2 separate regions of the Homo sapiens genome follow, and region 1 is linked to region 2. A link is an interaction called in ENCODE POLR2A ChIA-PET data of the cell type or tissue named here. Cell type or tissue: Caco-2. All regions are shown on one strand. Links, peaks and the distances in the headings refer to the core of each region. The heading gives the core; the rest is flanking DNA.

Evidence for each region. Peaks named below come from ENCODE experiments on the same cell type or tissue, not always from the same donor. Only the 100,000 strongest peaks of a DNase experiment are listed, where the experiment ranks them.
Region 1: POLR2A ChIA-PET joins it to region 2 with 6 read pairs; 9 of 35 experiments call an interaction of 5 or more read pairs at or near these places.

The regions. Positions count from the first base shown.
Region 1 is chr11:68,085,261-68,093,260 of GRCh38, reverse strand. All of the region lies in intron 2 of CHKA (choline kinase alpha), which reads left to right. Among named protein-coding and RNA genes, the nearest start is that of CHKA, 32 kb to the left of the region's middle. In Caco-2, for the core only: no CTCF peak of the experiment used is centred there; no DNase peak of the experiment used is centred there.
Region 2 is chr11:68,133,652-68,143,682 of GRCh38, reverse strand. No RefSeq gene overlaps it. Among named protein-coding and RNA genes, the nearest start is that of CHKA-DT, 17 kb to the right of the region's middle. RefSeq lists a silencer at 3,371-3,571. In Caco-2, for the core only: no CTCF peak of the experiment used is centred there; DNase peaks (open chromatin) are centred at 1,102 and 5,632; H3K4me3 peaks cover 465 bases.

The sequences.
Region 1 (8,000 bases), core at 1-8,000, 50 kb after region 2:
TGGGAGGCCAAGGCAGGTGGATTGCTTGAGTCCAGGAGTTTGAAACCAGCCTGGGCAACATGGCCAAACCCTATCTCTATAAAAAAATAGCTGGGCGTGGTGGCATGTGCCTGTGGTCCCAGCAACTTTGGAGGCTGAGGTGAGAAGATCTCTTAAGCCCAGGAGGTGGAGATTGCAGTGAGCCAAGATCATGCCACTGCACTGCAGCCTGGGGGACAGAGAGAGACCCCGTCTCAAAAAAAAAAAAAAAAAACCCAAAAAAAACTGGATGGGAAATTAGTAGTTTTCTATACGGATAATAAGCATACCTCTAACAATCTGACAGTTGACATAGACAACAAACTGATTTTTGTTAGAAAAAAACTATTTCTTTGCTTCTTAGGTGGGAATCTATATTTTCAATATAATTATTCAGTTGGTCGAGTCCTTAGTTCAAACACACTTTTTTGGTTGTAGTTTAAACTTAGGAAACCATGAAGCCTAGAGTCTCAGAGTTAAGTATATTTGGTTTCCTAGCTCTGCAGAGTTTAGCAGTCATACTTGTTGCCAGTTAAGAGTTTCAGATATTAATGGCCATTGGAGACTGTTGGTCATTGGGAGTACTGTGACAACATGAGGAGGGGAACCAAAATCAAGAACTCCAAAAGATGGCTATGGTACAAAAGAAGCAAAGTAGAGAACAGGCTTAGAAGCTTCTAAGATGCGAGCCAGGCAACAGCTGCTGTGTGCTTTAGAAGCTGAGCTGCCACACACTGTGCCGAGGATTTTAAATTCCTTTCCAAATATTTTCAAATCAGCTTTAAAGTTTCTATTATTTATTTTTGCTGTGATCTAGCTGTGATGAAATTGCTAATGTATAGCCAGCTCTTTAGAATGAATCTGGCCTATAATGGAAGGAGATATTTATGGTCTACAATGAGGGTTTTGTTCCTATCACAACAAAAAAAGCCAGAATTTATGATAAATTGTCAGGATTGATAAAAAATTGTCAAGATTTGCATTAATTGAGAGATGTGGCTGAGCAAATACAGAGCCCCCAATAATAAATCACATCATGGTTAAAGAGAGAATTAAATATAGTATGACTCAAGTCTTCTGCTTTCCTTCTTTTTGCTCTACCTTATGGGAAAGCATACACATATCCTATACATGTATGTGTACTTATACAATATAACTGGTATCTCCCAAGCCAACTTTATAAATGCAGCTATAATGTCCTTTAAGATGGGTTAGAATTCACTCCTTCTTTGAAAAATGTTAATTGAAGTCTACTGCACAAATAATAGGTCTATGTATTTTTTCAGAGTATTTTGCATTTTTCCTTAATTATATGACAGATTTAGTTTAGTATGTCCCTTCTTTCCATTTCTCTTCCTTGTTTTTAGCTTTTGAACATTTTACCTCTGTGAGAATCAGAGGTGGTAACATTTTACACGTTCTTTGATCAGCAAATGATTTACAGGTGACTTGGTTTAAAATAACTAGATGATTCTCAACTTTCTCATTTTTCTTCATCTTGGCATTATAAGATGTCTGATTTCCTTTATTTCCATAGTGACACTGAAATGACTGCTCTTTGGTACAGTTCTCTAAGGGTTAAGTGCCAGAAAGCCAAGGTAAAACTTTCTGATTGGGTTCAGCTCCACAGCTTCTGTCCCACAAACATCTGTCTCTTCTAGCCCCTATTTCTATCTAAGATGAGACGGAAACAAACTTCCTGACTGTATCCTGGAGTTTTTGTTTAGTATTTGTGTTAGTTTTAGGGTGCTTATGAAAATTCCTGTGTTTGGCAAGGTCAAGAATGGGTCCTTTTGAAAATATGAACAAGATAAGACACACACAACTATACAATATTATTTGTAGGAAATTATTAAACATAAAAATATTGGTCTGATCTTAATGCATGTGAGTATAATTTAGCGTCTGTTTTACATAGACTGTCTTTAATTTTAATGGAAATGAGATTATTTTCATTAGCTACATAGATTATGAAAACCAAACTCAACTGTAAAACTACCCTGAACTAAAGGAGGATAATTTAATAGAAGTTTTGAGAAGTAATAGTTCAGCCTTTGCATTGTGGAAAGAGATAGAATTGCTAGAAGAGAGCGTAAATGTATAAAATTAGCTATAAATGTAACTTGATTTTTTTCCTTTCTGATACTGGGAAGGAACATGAGCTCTGCAACGTCCAGTAGCAGCCTTTTCAGAGAAGCAAGTTTGGCTGATTACAAATAACCAGTTTGCTTATTTATCATGAATTGTGGAAGACACAAATGTCAGTACGTATTGTTCATTCAATGTAACCTGTGCCAGTTGGCGGAAGTCTCAGAGGATTGCTTTGTCCCTTCCTCTGTCAGAACAGTGACTCTGTGTTAAGCCACTTCCTTCTGTGCATGAGTGGAGAGATTTGGCCTCACCGTTATGAGCGGTCTCACAGGCATGAACGTTTATAATACACATCAAAGATCTCTCTTGAATGTTGTCTGGAAAATTGTTTTTGTTTGTTTTTTGAGTAATAGAAGGCTAATATTAGTGCTTGTTTGAGTACTAACCATAATAAAGGCATCAAGGCACAACGCAGATATGTATTAGCAACTTAAAAGAGTCAAATTTGAGACACTGTCCTTTTTAAATCTAGAAAACAAATGTCTTCCTCCCTATTTTCTCTTAGCCCCAGTTTAATTAAAAATTAAGCCACAATAAAATATGGAATAACTCATAAATAGTTAATATTAAACTACCAGCTACTGAGAAATCAGCTGCTAAAACCTATTTCTTTATGTTACTAAGGTCACACCATGCAAAGACCAGCATTGCTGGTACTCCTTGAAGGAGTCATGTCCCTGGTAACTGAATTCTATGAATTGCCACTGTTTTCCTCATTGTGTTAGGATCATTAGGAATTTAAGTTGTTCTGTTCACTCTGCTTTAAAAAAATTCCCTTATACTTTTGAGTATGGTTTAATTCTGTGTTCCTAAGGCAGTCAAAACTTCCTTCTCAGAAGTAAAACATTTTTCTAGTGTTGTGCGTTCCCATTTGGTCTAACCTAATATTTCTTTAGCTGATACTCTCCCAAGATAGTTGCCAAATTACTACCAATAGTCCTTCCATACCTGCTTTGGTGCCTTCTTTTGATAACCAAATAAACCACAGACTACTATGTCTAATTTTTACATATTCAGAGTGTCTTTGTCTTGCTGGTATTAAATGTTTGGGATTTATAGCATGAAGCCAATGCGGATTTCTGGTCCATGGAACGATGGTTTGACCGCAGCCCACCCCTCTTTGGGAAGGAATGTCTTTATGTTGGGTGGAGTGAAGGGCGTTGGGGGTAATGTACCACTTTAGCTGTATGTGCATGTGTTCTCTGCTGCAGGCTTGTCCATGCGATCGTGCCTGGAGCACTCTGGTTTCCAGGTGACAGACACGATTCACGGTATAGTATGAGACCTCTGAAGTTGGAGCATTCTCTACAGCTTTAATTTCTTTCTTTTAGTTCTTGGATTCAAGAATTGCTTTTAAAAAAGAAAGTTGTAATGCTTGTTAAGTAGCACCAGCTACAGTTTGTGCTGTGCTTAAAGAGGTACAGTGATTAAGATTTCAGAATGTTGTGTAATAAATATATCACTTATTTTTTTTGTCCAAAGCAAATCAGATTCCTTTCTTCTGTTTCCTCAGTAGAAAATGACAAACATTTAGGAATTTTAGAAATTTATGGGCCTCAACTTGATAACTTAATTGAAGTAATCAAGTTCTTCCTTCATATCACTTCCAGCATTAAGGAGACACCATATATATTTTGATATTTTGGTCAGAATTAGAAACAAACCTTCTTCTTTGTCCTTACCAGTCAGTATACTTTCATATGTCTTAGCTGGGTACCTGAGACCTTAGGGAGCTCTGCAGTGCTGACTTGATGTAGTGAAGGCACACTTCCCGTAAAAGTGTTGCTTGCAAGTCAACCTTTGGGATACTTAGAGGGAGGGTATTTTATTTAGTCTTGGAAGTCTGAGGAGTGTTGGGTCAGCAGGTTGCCCTAGATCAGACATAGATTTTGAGAAGGTCCTGAAATAGGCCTTTTTAAAACCTGGGCTTCCACTCACCTGTCTTTCTGCTGGCTTGTGTTGCCTAAAGTGTTTTAGAAGTTCTAGTTTCCTACGGATATTCATCAAGTCATCCAATTTTGAAATTATTAATGTCCAAAAAGATCAAGGTGTTTTAGGCTGGTCCTTGGGATAATTGAAGACACTCTAGAGACTACCATAAAATGTTAGAAATCACTTATCTGTTTAAATTCTTGTAATTCATATGTGCTTATTAAATAATCACATAAGCTATACTTTAAATCATTGCATTGAGATCTCACATTTTAATGTGTTCTGTAAAATGTTTTCAGAAAGTGCTAAAAGTGGCCGGGCATAGTGGCTCACACCTGTAATCCCAGCACTTTGGGAGGCTGAGGCGAGTTGGATCACTGAGGTCAGGAGTTCGAGAAAGAATGCTGTAAGAAACCATAAAAGCAAGAAATACGGGATGATTTCATTTTTTTTCATAGAAATCAGGAAGAAGTAAGGTTAGGGTCCATGATAACTCTGAGAAGAAAACATATTGCCAAGAAAATATACTGCAAAATGTTAATTGAAAGAGTCACATAACTCTTTCAATTCTATAGAATTGAACACATTCTATAGAGTCATGGTTCTCATGCTTTTTCCTGCCCCACCTCTCCTGAGATGGAACATAGCTTCATCATCAACAGGGACTTGGCAGGCCAGGGATTATAACAGATGCCACCCCTGTATTAAAAATTATTTCTCTCCTAGAGGGTTGAGTGTGGTGAGATAACCAGGGTGGGTATTAAGGGTCTCCGAAGCCACAGGCTACACAGTAAAGAAGTTCATGCCACTCCAAGACCAAATGGGCATCACAGCTACTGAATTGAATCCGAATGATGCACCATATCCTCCTATTCTCAGGGTGAATACGATGACCTGGGAGTTGTTTCAGTACTCAGCTCAGGAAGATAATACCAGATTAGTAGAAAGATGGATTATTTTCCGAGACCAAAATTTACATATCCTAGAAACTGAGGAAACTGAGTCTAGCTAACAGTAGGAATTTTTTTTTTTTTTTTTTTTTTTTTTTTGAGACAGCCTCCCACTGTCGCCCAAGCTAGAGTGCAATGGCGTGATCTTAGCTCGCGGCAACCTCTGCCTCTCAGGTTCAAGCGATTCTTATGCCTCAGTCCCCTGAGTAGCTGGGATTACAGGCATGTGCCACTATACCTGACTAATTTTTGTATTTTAAGTAGAGACAGGGTTTCACCATGTTGGTCAGGCTGGTCTCAAATTCCCAACCTCAGGTGATCCACCCACCTCGGCCTCCCAACGTGCTGGGATTACAGGCGTGAGCCACTGCACCCAGACAGGATTATTCTTACTTATTTATTTATAGGTCTCAAAGCATTTTTAAAAGGTCACAATCAATCTACCGTTTTATGTAAAGCCTTTAAAAGAGACAGTAAGCTGAATGATCCATTTAGTTATTTTTTGGTGAGGAAGGGGTGGTAGGAAGAAGAGAATGTCATCCATGTTTCTTAATTTTCTTTTTTTGTGTGTATTTTTCTTTTTTTCTATTAAAAAATGGATGGCACAATTTTTTTTCTATAAAAAACCTGTACTCTTATTTATATATCATTTTAGTTCAGCAGCCACCATTATATTTAACATAGTACCTATTTCTATTCTATATTATGATTTTTTTGTGTGTGTGTGTGAGATGAAGTCTCACTCTATTGCCCAGGCTGGAGTGCAGTGGTGTGATCTTGGCTCACTACAATCTCTGCCTCCCAGGTTCAAGCGATTCTCCCGCCTCAGCCTTCCAAGTAGCTGAGATTACAGGCACTTGCCACCAGACCCGGCTAATTTTTTTGTATTTTTAGTAGAGATTGGGTTTCACCATGTTGGCCAGGATGGTTTTGAACTCCTGACCTCAAATGATCCGCCCCCCTCAACCTCCCAAAGTGCTAAGGTTACCAATGTGAGCCACCATGCCTGGCTCATATTATATTATCCATAATTGATAATGATTTCGTTTCTTAAATAGCATTTCCAATTTATTTTGCTATTGATGACATGCTATTCTTTGTAGCTGATTCATCACTTTTTAAAATCTGTCTCACAGCAGCTCATGTAGTATTGGACGTTTAAAGATACTTTGAAGATAAATGTTTTGGGTGTTAAAGATGTTTTAAATGACATTTTTTTTTTTTGAGACGGAGTCTCGCTCTGTCGCCCAGGCTGGAGTGAAGTGGCACGATCTCTGCTCACTGCAAGCTCCGCCTCCCGGGTTCACGCCATTCTCCTGCCTCAGCCTCCCGAGTAGCTGGGACAACAGGCGCCCGCCACCGCGCCAGGCAATTTTTTGTATTTTTAGTAGAGACGGTGTTTCACTGTGTCAGCCAGGATGGTCTCAATCCCCTGACCTCGTGATCCGCCCATCTTGGCCTCCCAAAGTGTTGGGATTACAGGCGTGAGCCACCACGCCCAGCCAAATGACATTTAAATGATAACTATATGTGACTTAATGACACTTTCTTTATGCCGCTTTCACCCATTCTTACTATACACAGACTCTAGGGAAAACTGAGGTGCTGCTTTGTTTTCATCTCCCAAATGGGGCTTTATTCATTTAGTCATAAACCTACTTCCCTCAGTATTAGAGAAGTCTTTCATTAAGTACTGGCCAAATAAGTTTATTCTGTCTGATGGCTTAAATAGGTTAAAAGAAATATACCTGCTATATTGTGGAACATTAGGTAACTTAAAGTAGGTTTTTGAATCCTAAAATCATATAACACAAAATACAATAAAGGGACATCTCTTCCTCCTTGGTCCTGGAGTTGTCTTACCACTTATTGATTTTTTTTATTGTATTTTTATTTTATGAGACAGAGTCTCGCTGTCGCCAGGCTGGGGTGCAGTGGCGCGATCTTGGCTCACTGCAACCTCGGCCTCCTGGGTTCAAGTGATTCTCCTGCCTCAGCTTCCCGAGTAGCTGAGACTTACAGGCGCACATCACCACACCCAGCTAATTTTTGTATTTTTAGTAGAGAAGGGGTTTCACCATGTTGGCAAGGATGGTGTCGATCTCTTGACCTCGTGATCCGCCTGCCTCGGCCTCCCAAAGTGTTGGGATTACAGGCGTGAGCCACCGTGCCTGGCCCATTTTATTTTTAAAGCATGAAGTAGAACATTTTGAAAACCTGTGCTCTGTAATATGAATATTTACTGCTTTTCATAGTCTCATTTAAAATACAAAGCCTAAATAGCCGGGCGTGGTGGCACACACCTGTAATCCCAACTATTCCGGAGGCTGAGGTGGGAGAATCGCTTGAACCCAGGAGGTGGAGGTTGCAGTGAGCTGAGATTGCACCACTGCACTCTAGCCTGGGTGACAGAGTGAGACGCTGTCTCAAAAACAAAAAACAAAACAAACAAAAAAACCCCAAAGCCTTAAATTGCAATTTTGTTAGAAAAGTAACATTTGAAACCTTGTATCAAATGTATTTATTATAAAAATAATACACGCTTTTAAGCACTTTTTAAAGTATAGAAATAAAGTAAAAATGAAAGTCCTCTATTTTCTCATTTTACTCCATAGCTAATATAATTCAGACTTTCAGGAATTTAGTTTTTAAATTTAAAAGTTCTTGGCCAATCAAAAAATCTTTTTCAGGCTGGTCATGGTGGCTCATGCCTGTAATCTCAGCCCTTTGGGAGACTGTGGCAGGAGGATCACTTGAGCTCAGGAATTCAAGAGCAGCCTGGGTAACATAGTGAGATCTTGTCTCTACAAGAAAAAAAAAAAGGCTAGGTATGGTGGCACATGCCTGTGGTCCTGCTACTTGGGAGGCTAATACAGGAGGATTGCTCGACCTGGGGAGGTTGAGGCTGCAGTGAGCCCTATTCCTGCCACTGCACTCCAACCTGAGAGA
Region 2 (10,031 bases), core at 872-8,871:
AAAGAGGAGTTTTTGGTGGACTTGTAGAATTCAGGGTCTGGGATCACACAGACCTAGGTTTGAGCATAGATTCAGCCACTTATTGGCTGAAACGTTTGTCTTTCTGAGCCTCCGTTTCTTCATCTGTGAAATGGGTGCTCATGAAGCTTTGGCAAGGCTGAAGTGAAGTGACTCATCAGATGTGTCCAACATAGTGCCTGGCCTTGGGTCAGCTCTCCATAAGGCCCTGATCTTGGCTGTTAGAGAGTTTCCTGAGACAGAGGCTGGGCCGGGCACTTGCTGTTTGGAGAAGGGGAGGAGACATTATTCTCGCTTCTCCAAGAGAACATTCCATCCTCAACTGTCTCTCACACTCTGAGCTCCAGCCTGTACCTGCCACCTCCCCAGACTCCATCCAGCTCCTGCTGCCAAGGTGAGGAAGAAAGGATGGCCACCATCAGCAGGGCTGGCGACAGTGGGGCCTGCGTTTCCCCGTCCGGGTCATTCACTACTTCTGACTCCTAGAGTCCATTACCCCCTCTTTGGAAAGGTCACCTCCCCATTCTCAGTTCATGTGGCTCAGGGAGGAGAGGCCTTTTCTGACCCCAGCCTACTCCATGGCTGGCCTATGAGAGGGCGCACCCCCCGGGCACTGCGACTGGTCAGGGATGAACATATCACCAAGCCTGGCCAATGAGATGCAGCCTGGGGACTTCAGCTGGGACCCTGAGGCAAGGTGACCTCTCTCCACTGGGGTAGCCTCATGGGCAGCAATGGAGCTGGCCTGAAGCTGCAGACCACCATATTGCTGTCGCAGGAGAGAGGCTGCCAGGGAGGAAGCTGGACCGCCAGACGTGCGTCTGCAAGCCCAGGTGCCTCAACCTGCAGCCCAGAGAAAACCTCCAGGCCTCTGCCAACCTGCCCCGGTGCAGCAAGAGTCCAGCCTGGGCAAGGGGATTCGGAGGCTTGAGCTCGGGCCCCAGGCCAGCCCCAGCACTGATCTGCGCAGGACCCAGGGCCAAGCACTGCCTTGTTCTGAACTTCTGTCAACAGCAGGCCCTGTCCCTGCCCTGTGGAGTGCACAGGGCTGACAAGGCCCAGGCAAGGAGACAAGGTGGACAGGTGAGGGCCATGGCAGTCCCCTACTCCACAGGGCAGCAGCCCCAGGAGAGGGAGGGGAGGCAGGCTGGCCCACCCTGCTCCCCTCACCCTGCCATGCCAGTCCCTGACCGGCATCCTGGCCTCCCACAGGGCACTGACCCACAGCCAGGGAGAAACAGACGAGCTGGAAGCTTCACACTCCTGGGTTTGAATTCGCACCCCACCACCTCCCAACTGTGTGATTTGGGGCAAATGACATCACCTCTTTGAGCCTCACTTTCCTCATCTGCTACCAGGAAATGGAAAGAGCGCCTCATCGGCCATCGCCGCAGGCACTGGGCTTGTGTGTCCCCGATGTCGCCCTGGTTTATCTCCACGTCCCCATGAGAGACGCCACCACTGCCTGTTCCAAATGAGGAAACAGGAAAATGAGACTCAGGCACATGAAGCGACCAAAAAACCACAAACCCACAGAACTGGCAGAGCCGGGCTCGCACCCCCAGCTTTCCTGTTCTAAAGCCAGTCCTGCCTCAGCCTCCTGGGGCCTGGCACCCGGTGAGTGCTTGGCACAGGGGCTTGGCACCGGTGAGTGCTTGGCAAATGCTGGCTATTATCCTAGAAGGACATTTCTTGGGGTAGGAGGCCCTGGCTGCTTGTTGAGCTGCCCCACACCTGGTGTCCCTTCTGCAATGTGGAATTCCCCATTGAGGGGGTCTTGTTGAGCGCGGGGACCAGAGCCTTGTTCCTCCATTCCCCAGCCTCTAGAGCTCAGGCCTATAGGCCCAGCTGCTTTGCCTTAACACCTCTGCCTCATCAAGGTTCAGTTGGGAAAATGGCATTTCAAGCAGGAAAGGACTGAACACGGGGAATTTGAGGCTTGCAAAACCTTCCAAAGAGCTGAGGGGCAGCCACACCTGGTCCAGAAGTTAGGATTTGTAGCCTGGCATGGTGGTGCACGCCTGTGGTCCCAGCTACTCAAGAGGCTGGGGCAGGAGGACTGCTTGAGCCTGGGAGGTCAAGGCTGCAATGAGCCATGATTGCACCACTGCACTCCAGCCTGGGTGACAGAAAGAGACCCTGTCTTAAGAAAAAGAAAGAAAAGAAACTAGGACTGGAGGAATTGCAGGAGCATGCACCACTCGGAGGGGGGCTGGTCAGCCCCAGGAGACCCCCAGAAGTCACTGGCAAAGTGTCACATCTGGCAAAGCCCACCCCTGCCTGCCACTGCACCTCCCCACAGCCTTCCAGGTGTCAGGCAAATGCCCGTGACTGACAGGCTGTAACCCAGAACCCTGCTGCAGGGGCTTCAAGGAAACGTGGCTGTCAGGCTTCCAGCCCCTGCAGCCCCCTGCAGCCACAGAGCAGGGAAAATGGTGCTGAGTGTCCAAGGCCCTCAGCCCTAAGAGGACTGCAAAGTGCCCTGCACTGACCTGGCACACAGGTGCCCCCAATGCAATGCCGCCTCCTGCTCCTCATGCGTGTGGTCCTGGGCAGGTTGCCAAATTGCTCTGTGCCTGCCTCCTTGTCTGCAAAATCAAGATAATAATAACCCCCACCCCACAGGGCTAATGTGAGTATTCTTTGTGATAATCCATGTAGGAAGTTTGGCACAGGGGCCTGGCACCCAGTGAGAGCTCAACAAATACTGGCTGTTATTGTCTTAGAGGACATTTCTCGGGGTAGGAATCCCTGGCTGCTTGTTTAGCTGCCCTGCATCTGGTGCCCCTTCTGCAATGAGGAATTCCCCACTGAGGGGGTCTTGTTGAGCATGGGGACCAGAGACTTGCCCCTCCATTTCCCAGCCTCTAGAGCTCAGGCCTATAGATTCCTCCACAAAGAATCCGGGCCCACTGGGACCTCTTCCCAGTGGCTATGGCTGCAGCGTCCCAGAGTGGCACTGTCCCTGATGGTGACATCCACAGTGTCAGCAGTGGTTACAGCGGCCCCTAGACCAGCCTATTCCTGGGGTAACCCAGGCTGTGGGGCAGCTTCCTGCCTCCTTGAGCTCCTCCTTCTTTCCAAGCCAGGTTTCCTAGCCTTCCCAGGGGTCTAAGAAAAACCTTCCAATAAATTATTTTGCGTCTTAACGTGGGTCGGGACCTTGTCTGCAACCTTGGGGCTGTGACATGGGGCTGTGGTTCTCACAATTCTGGGGAAAGATTTGAGAGTGAATGAAGGTACCAGGACACATCCGTGGATGGGAAAATATGTGGCCACTGAAGGTGGTATTTTCTTTTTTTTTTTTTTTTTTCAGATGGAGTCTTGCTTTGTCATCCAGGCTGCGGGTGCAATCTCGGCTCACTGCAACCTCCACCTCCCGGGTTCAAGCAATTCTCCTGCTTCAGCCTCCTGAATAGCTGGGACTACAGGCATGCACCACCATGCCCAGCCCATTTTTGTATTTTTAGTAGAGACAGGATTTCACCGTGTTGGCCAGGCTGGTCTTGAACTCCTGACCTCAAGTTATCTGCCTGCCTTGGCCTCCCAAAGTGCTGGGATTAAAGGCGTGAGCAACTGCGCCTGGCCTGAAGGTGGTATTTTCAAAGAACATTTGCAATGACTTGGGGGGACGGGCGCAGTAGCTTATTATGCCTGACATCCCAGCTACTTGGGAGGCTGATGTGGGAATATCACTTGAGCCCAGGAGTTCGAGGCTGCAGTGAGCTATGATTGTGCCACTGCACTCCAGCCTGGGCGACAGAGCGAGACCTCATGTCTGAAAAATGAAAAAAATTACTCAGGAGCCAGGGGCAACGATCGTGCTAAATGTTTCAGTTGAAGTGCAACTGACATGTAATAAAGTCCACAAACCTTAAGGTATAACTCAATTTTTTTGTATGGTGGTAAAATAGATATAACATAAAATCTAACATCTTCACCATTTTTAAGTGTACGGCTCAGTGGTGTTAAATACATTCACAACATGACTCAACTTTTTTTTTTTTTTTTTTTGAGACAGAGTTTCGCTCTTGTCGCTTAGGCTGGAGTGCAGTGGCGCAATCATAGTTCACTGCAACCTTCACTTCCCAGGTTCAAGCGATTCTCCTGCCTCAGCCTCCTGAGTAGCTGGGATTAGCGCCTGCCATCATTCCTGGCTAATTTTTATACTTTTAGTAGGGTTTCACCATGCTGGCCAGGCTGGTCTTGAACTCCTGACCTCAAGTGATCTAGCCACCTCAGCTTCCCAAAGTGCTGGAATTAAAGCCATGAGCCACCGTGCCCAGCCCCAAGTATCTTTTATGTCTTTATTTCTTTTTTTTTTTCTTTTGAGATGGAGTTTCGCTCGTCACCCAGGCTGGAGTGCAATTGCGCGATCTTGGCTCACCGCAAACTCTGCCTCCCGGGTTCAAGCGATTCTCCTACCTCAGCCTCCCGAGTAGCTGGGATTACAGGCATGTGCCACCATGCCCGGCTAATTTTGTATTTTTAGTAGAGACAGGGTTTCTCCATGTTGGTCAGGCTGGTCTCTAACTCCCAACCTCTGGTGATCCACCTACCTTGGCCTCCCAAAGTGCTGGGATTACAGGTGTGAGCCACCACTCCTGGCCTTCTTTTTTTTTTTTTTTAAGATGGAATCTTGCTCTGTCCTCCAGGCTAGAGTGCAGTTGCGTGATCTTGGCTCTCTGCAAACTCTGCCTCCCGTGTTCAAGCGATTCTCCTGCCTCAGACTCCCGAGTAGCTGGGATTACGGGTGCCCACCACCATGCTCAGCTAATCTTATGTATTTTTTTTAGTAGAGACAGGGGTTTCACCATGTTGGCCAGGCTGGTCTTAAACTCCTGACCTCAGGTGATCCACCCACCTTGGCCTCCCAAAATGCTAGGATTACAGGCATGAGCTACTGTGCCCGGCTAACTCAATTATTTTTGACAAGCCATATGCCTGTGTACCCACCACCTAGCTCAAGATACAGAACATTTCCAGCCCCCAGAAGGCTCCCAAGTGCCTCTTCTCAGACAACACTTGCCAAAAGTAAACCATTATCCTGAACATTATCCTCAAACTCCCATAGATTAGTTTTGCCTCTTCTAGAGCCCCAAATAGGCAGTATCACACAAGCACACTCTTTTGCCTGCCTTCCTTCGCTTCATGTATGTCTGGAAGATTCCCCTTCATTGTCAAGTACATGGGCACTCACTGTTCTTCACTGCTTTGTGGTATCCAATCGCATGATGGGAAAGGCAAATAAAATCTTGGAATCCCAATTCACTCTGCCAAAAGAAAAAAATTAAGCTGAAAGCTGAGTCAGGCAAGAAGCTGCTTCTCCTTTTGTTCCTAAGCAGAGAGCCACGGATAAAAGGTTAAATATCTACACTCTGCATTCACCTTATCTTGTGTAAAATGCCGATGTAGAAGCACTAGATGAATATGTCACTATTCCCCTCCCTGCTCCTTTTCTCTTCCAACATACGGATTTAATAATGTGACCATCCCCTCCCTCCTTCCCCTCCAGCCTGCTTTTCCCCTTTAAATACTGAAGCCCTCAAAATCATCTTTGATGATTGGGGCTCAGACTGGGAGAGCTCTTGGCTTTGCAGAGAAAAGAATTCAAGGGTGAGCAAACAAGACAGAGCAAAGCAAACACAAGTTTATTAGAGCAACAGTGCAGGAAAATGGCTGCTCCGTAGAGCAGTAGCGGCAGCCCTCGTGGATTGCTGGCCAGCTATATTTATGTCTATTCCTTCATTATATGCTAAATAAAGGACAGGCTATTCACGAGTTTTCTGCAAAAGGAGTGGGGAGTTTCTGGAAGCAAGGGTTTCTACCTTTTTTTAATTTTTATTTTATTTATTTATTCATTCATTCATTCTTTCTTTCTTTCTTTTGAGATGGAGTTTCGCTCTTGTTGCCCAGGCTGGAGTACAGTGGCATGATCTTGGCTCATGGAAACCTCCGCCTCCCGGGTTCAAGTGATTCTCCTGCCTCAGCCTCCCGAGTAGCTGGGATCACAGGCGATGAGCCACCAAGCCTGGCTAATTTTGTATTTTAGTAGAGACGGAGTTTCACCATGTTGGTCAGGGTGACCTCAGGTGATCTGTCCCACCTCGGCCTCCCAAAGTGCTGGGATTACAGGCGTGAGCCAGCCTGGCTTTTTTTTTTTTTTTTTTAATTTGAGACAGAGTCTTGCTCTGTCTCCCAGGCTGGAGTGCAGTGGCGCCATCTCGGCTCACGGAAACCTCCGCCTCCCGGGTTCAAGCGATTCTCCTGCCTCAGCCTCCTAAGTAACTGGGACTACAGGTGCCTGCCACCACGCCCGGCTAATTTTTGTATTTTTCGTAGAGACGGGGTTTCACCACGTTAGCCAGGATGGTCTCGATCTCCTGACCTCGTGATCCACCCGCCTCCCAAAGTGCTGGGATTACAGGCGTGAAACACCACACTGGGCCTCTACCCTTTTTAAACTGTATAAGGTAGCTTCTGGGAGTGGCCACAGTATTTGTAAACTGTCACGGTGCTGGCGGGAGTGTCTTTCAGCATGCGAAGGCATTATAATTAGTGCACAATGAACAATGAGGGCATCTAGAGGTTGCTTTGGTCACCGTGTTGGTTTTAGCTAGTTTTGGCCAATGTCTTTCCTGCATCCTCTTTTGATCAGATCATGTTTTGTTCAGCAAGGTCTTGTGACTGGTGCTCAGAAAACAAGTCCTGCTGATCTCTAACCTTATTCCTTCCCGGAGAGACTGTAGAGTCCTCTTCAATCTTTGTTTTGTTTTGTTTTGTTTTGAGCCCGAGTCTCGCTCTGTCGCCCAGGCTGGAGTGCAGTGGCGTGATCTCAGCTCACTGCAAGCTCCGCCTCCCAGGTTCATGCCTTTGTCCTGCCTCAGCCTCCCAAGTAGCTGGGACTACAGGCGCCCACCACCATGCCTGGCTAATTTTTTTTGTATTTTTAGTAGAGATGGGGTTTTACCGTGTTAGCCAGGATGGTCTGTATCTCCTGACCTCGTGATCCACCCGTCTCGGCCTCCCAAAGTGCTGGGATTACAGGCGTGAGCCATCGCACCAGACCTTTTTTTTTTTTTTTTGGACAGAGTCTTGCTCTCTCACCCAGGCTGGAGTGCAGTGGCACCATGTTGGCTCACTGCAACCTCTGCCTCAGCCTCCTGAGTAGCTGGGATTAAAGGCGCACGCCACTACTGCATGGATAATTTTTTGTACTTTGAGTAGAGACGGGGCTTCACCATGTTGGCCAGGCTACTCTCCAACTCCTGACCTCAGGTGATCCGCCTGCTTCGGCCTCCCAAAGTGCTGGGATGACAGGCGTCAGACTCCTCCTTAATCTTAAAAAGTGGTAGAAGGGCAGAGGTCCACCCTCTACAACTGCTTCCTGCTGATCTTATGGGCATAGGCTCTGCCTGGTGTTGGAGGAGTGAAAATCTCTGGTTGCCTGATCTAAGGACCCCAAAGGCAGGAGATCTTTATTTTCCAGGCTAGAAGACAGGATGGGTCAGAAACCTAGTGCAAGCATCATTTCCACATGGAATTGTTATAATCTAGAAGACACGAACTTTACTAAGAGGTTAAATAAGTAAAGGCCAAACAAAGATCAATAGTAACAAGAGAGCTATTAAAGGTCCTAGGTAAAAACCAAGTCACTGCCGGTAGAAACCCCTTATGGAATTCCGCATAGTAGTCTGGGTATTGGGGTTGTGAACACCATGTAGCCACTTGGCTTGTTCTTTTTTTTTTTTTTTTTTTTTTTTTTTTTTGAGACGCAGTCTTGCTCTGTTGCCAGGCTGGAGTACAATGGCGCAATCTTGGCTCACTGCAACCTCTACCTCCTGGCTTCAAGCGATTCTCCTGCCTCAGCCTCCTGAGTAGCTGAGACTACAGGTGTGCACCACCACACCCAGCTAATTTTTGTATTTTTAGTAGAGGCAGGGTTTCACCATGTTGGCCAGGATGATTTCGATCTCTTGACCTTGTGATCCACCCGCCTCAGCCTCCCAAAGTGCTGGGATTACAGGCGTGAGCCAACATGCCTGGCCCTTTTTTTTTTTTCTTTTTCTTTTTTTTTTTGGAGACAGGGTCCCACTCTGTCTCCCAGGCTGGAATGCAGTGGCATAATCTTGGCCTACTGCAGCCTCTGCCTCCCAGGTTCACACAATTCTCCTCCCTCAGCCTCCGGAGTAGCTGGGATTACAGACATGTGCCTCCATGCCTGGCTAATTTTTGTATTTTTCCTAGAGATGGGGTTTCACCATGTTGGCCAGGCTGGTCTCCAACTCCTGACCTCAAGTGATTCACCCTCCTTGGCCTCCAAAAGCACTGGACGTGAGCCACTGTGCCCAGCCTTGTTCATATATTTTGTCGGTATCTTCCTCTACTTGACCTGAGTTGTTTACATAGGTACAGCAGGTTTTATTAATCACAGCATATACCTGTCATTGTTCAGCCAACAAATAGTCTAATGCCAATCTATTATCCATAACTATATCTGCTATAGAATCGAGAGAGTCTCAATTTATCTAAAGTATCTCCCATTTTATAAGAAGGTATGTAGAGTGAAAAGTAAAGTTTTGAAGAGTTGCCTCATGTTAGGCAAATCCTCCCCATGGGGCCAACAAGCCCACAGCAGCCCTGACCCCAGACAACAGAAGGCCAATTGCTCACTTAGTGCTTGGGCAAGTGATGTTGTATAATTGTATATTAGAAGGCTTCGCCTGTCTTTTTTTTGTTTTGTTTTGTTTTTGTTTTTGTTTTTGTTTTGAGACAGAGTCTTGCTGTGTCGCCCAGGCTGGAGTGCAGTGGCACGATCTCGGCTCACTGCAAGCTCCGCCTCCTGGGTTCACGCCATTCTCCTGTCTCAACCTCCCGAGTAGCTGGGACTACAGGCGCCTGCCACCACGCCCGACTCTATTTTTGTATTTTTAGTAGAGACAGGGTTTCACCATGTTAGCCAGGATGGTCTTGATCTCCTGACCTCGTGATCCGCCCGCCTAGGCCTCTCAAAGTGCTGGGATTACAGGCGTGAGCCACCGCGCCCGGCCGGCTTCACCTGTCTTACTATATGTTGACCTTTGAGCCAAATGTTATCAACACATTGGTACCCGTGGTCTCAAATGAGGAATGAGTTGTTTATAGGCTGATTGATTTAGTGGGCATCCATATAGCCACAGATATCCACTGTGGGTCACAGACTGGAATGGGATGGGAGCTGTTAAGGTTAAGTACCGCTGGGCGCAGTGGCTCACGCCTGTAATCCCAGCACTTTGGGAGGCCAAGGCAGGCGGATCACTGGAGGTCAGGAGTTTTGAGACCAGCCTGGCCAACATGGCAAAACCCTGTCTCTACTAAAAATACAAAATTAGCCAGGTGTGGTGGCACATGCCTGTAATCCCAGCTACTTGGGAGGCTGAGGATCACGCCACTGTACTCCAGCCTGGGAGACAGAGCAAGACTGTGTCTCAAAAAAAAAAAAAAAGGTTAAGTACCTGTGTTATTCAAGGGGTGCTTTGGTTTAAGCATGAATGGGATGGGGGGAAAGTAGTAATTTAATGTGATACCAGTATTATGGGGAGCAGTTATGGGAATTGAGAAAGACACTGTTGTTTGTAGAGGGACTAAGGCCCTCCAAGGGGGACAAGAAGAATTATAATTGGTGGTACCATCAGGGAAAATATGTGTGGAATTCCAAGGCGAGGAAATATAGTGAGGCCTGGCTGACTCTCCCTCCCCCTACCCACTTCCTGTCATGGCCTCAACTAGATTTTCAGGTGCATGTGTTTTTTTTTTTTTTTTTTTTTTTTTTTCTGGTCATGGTATGCCAGAGGCAGTATCATGGCCAAGCTTTTATTGTGCCCCATATCGATGCCAGGGTGGTGTGCTACCTGCCCTGGCTATATTATGTCCCTAAGTGGGACCGCTGTGGCCAAGAGACTTAGAATCAAAAGACGTGTAGACAGTTAAATATGCTAGGCCAGATGAAATGGAGGTGGACAGGCACTCATTCA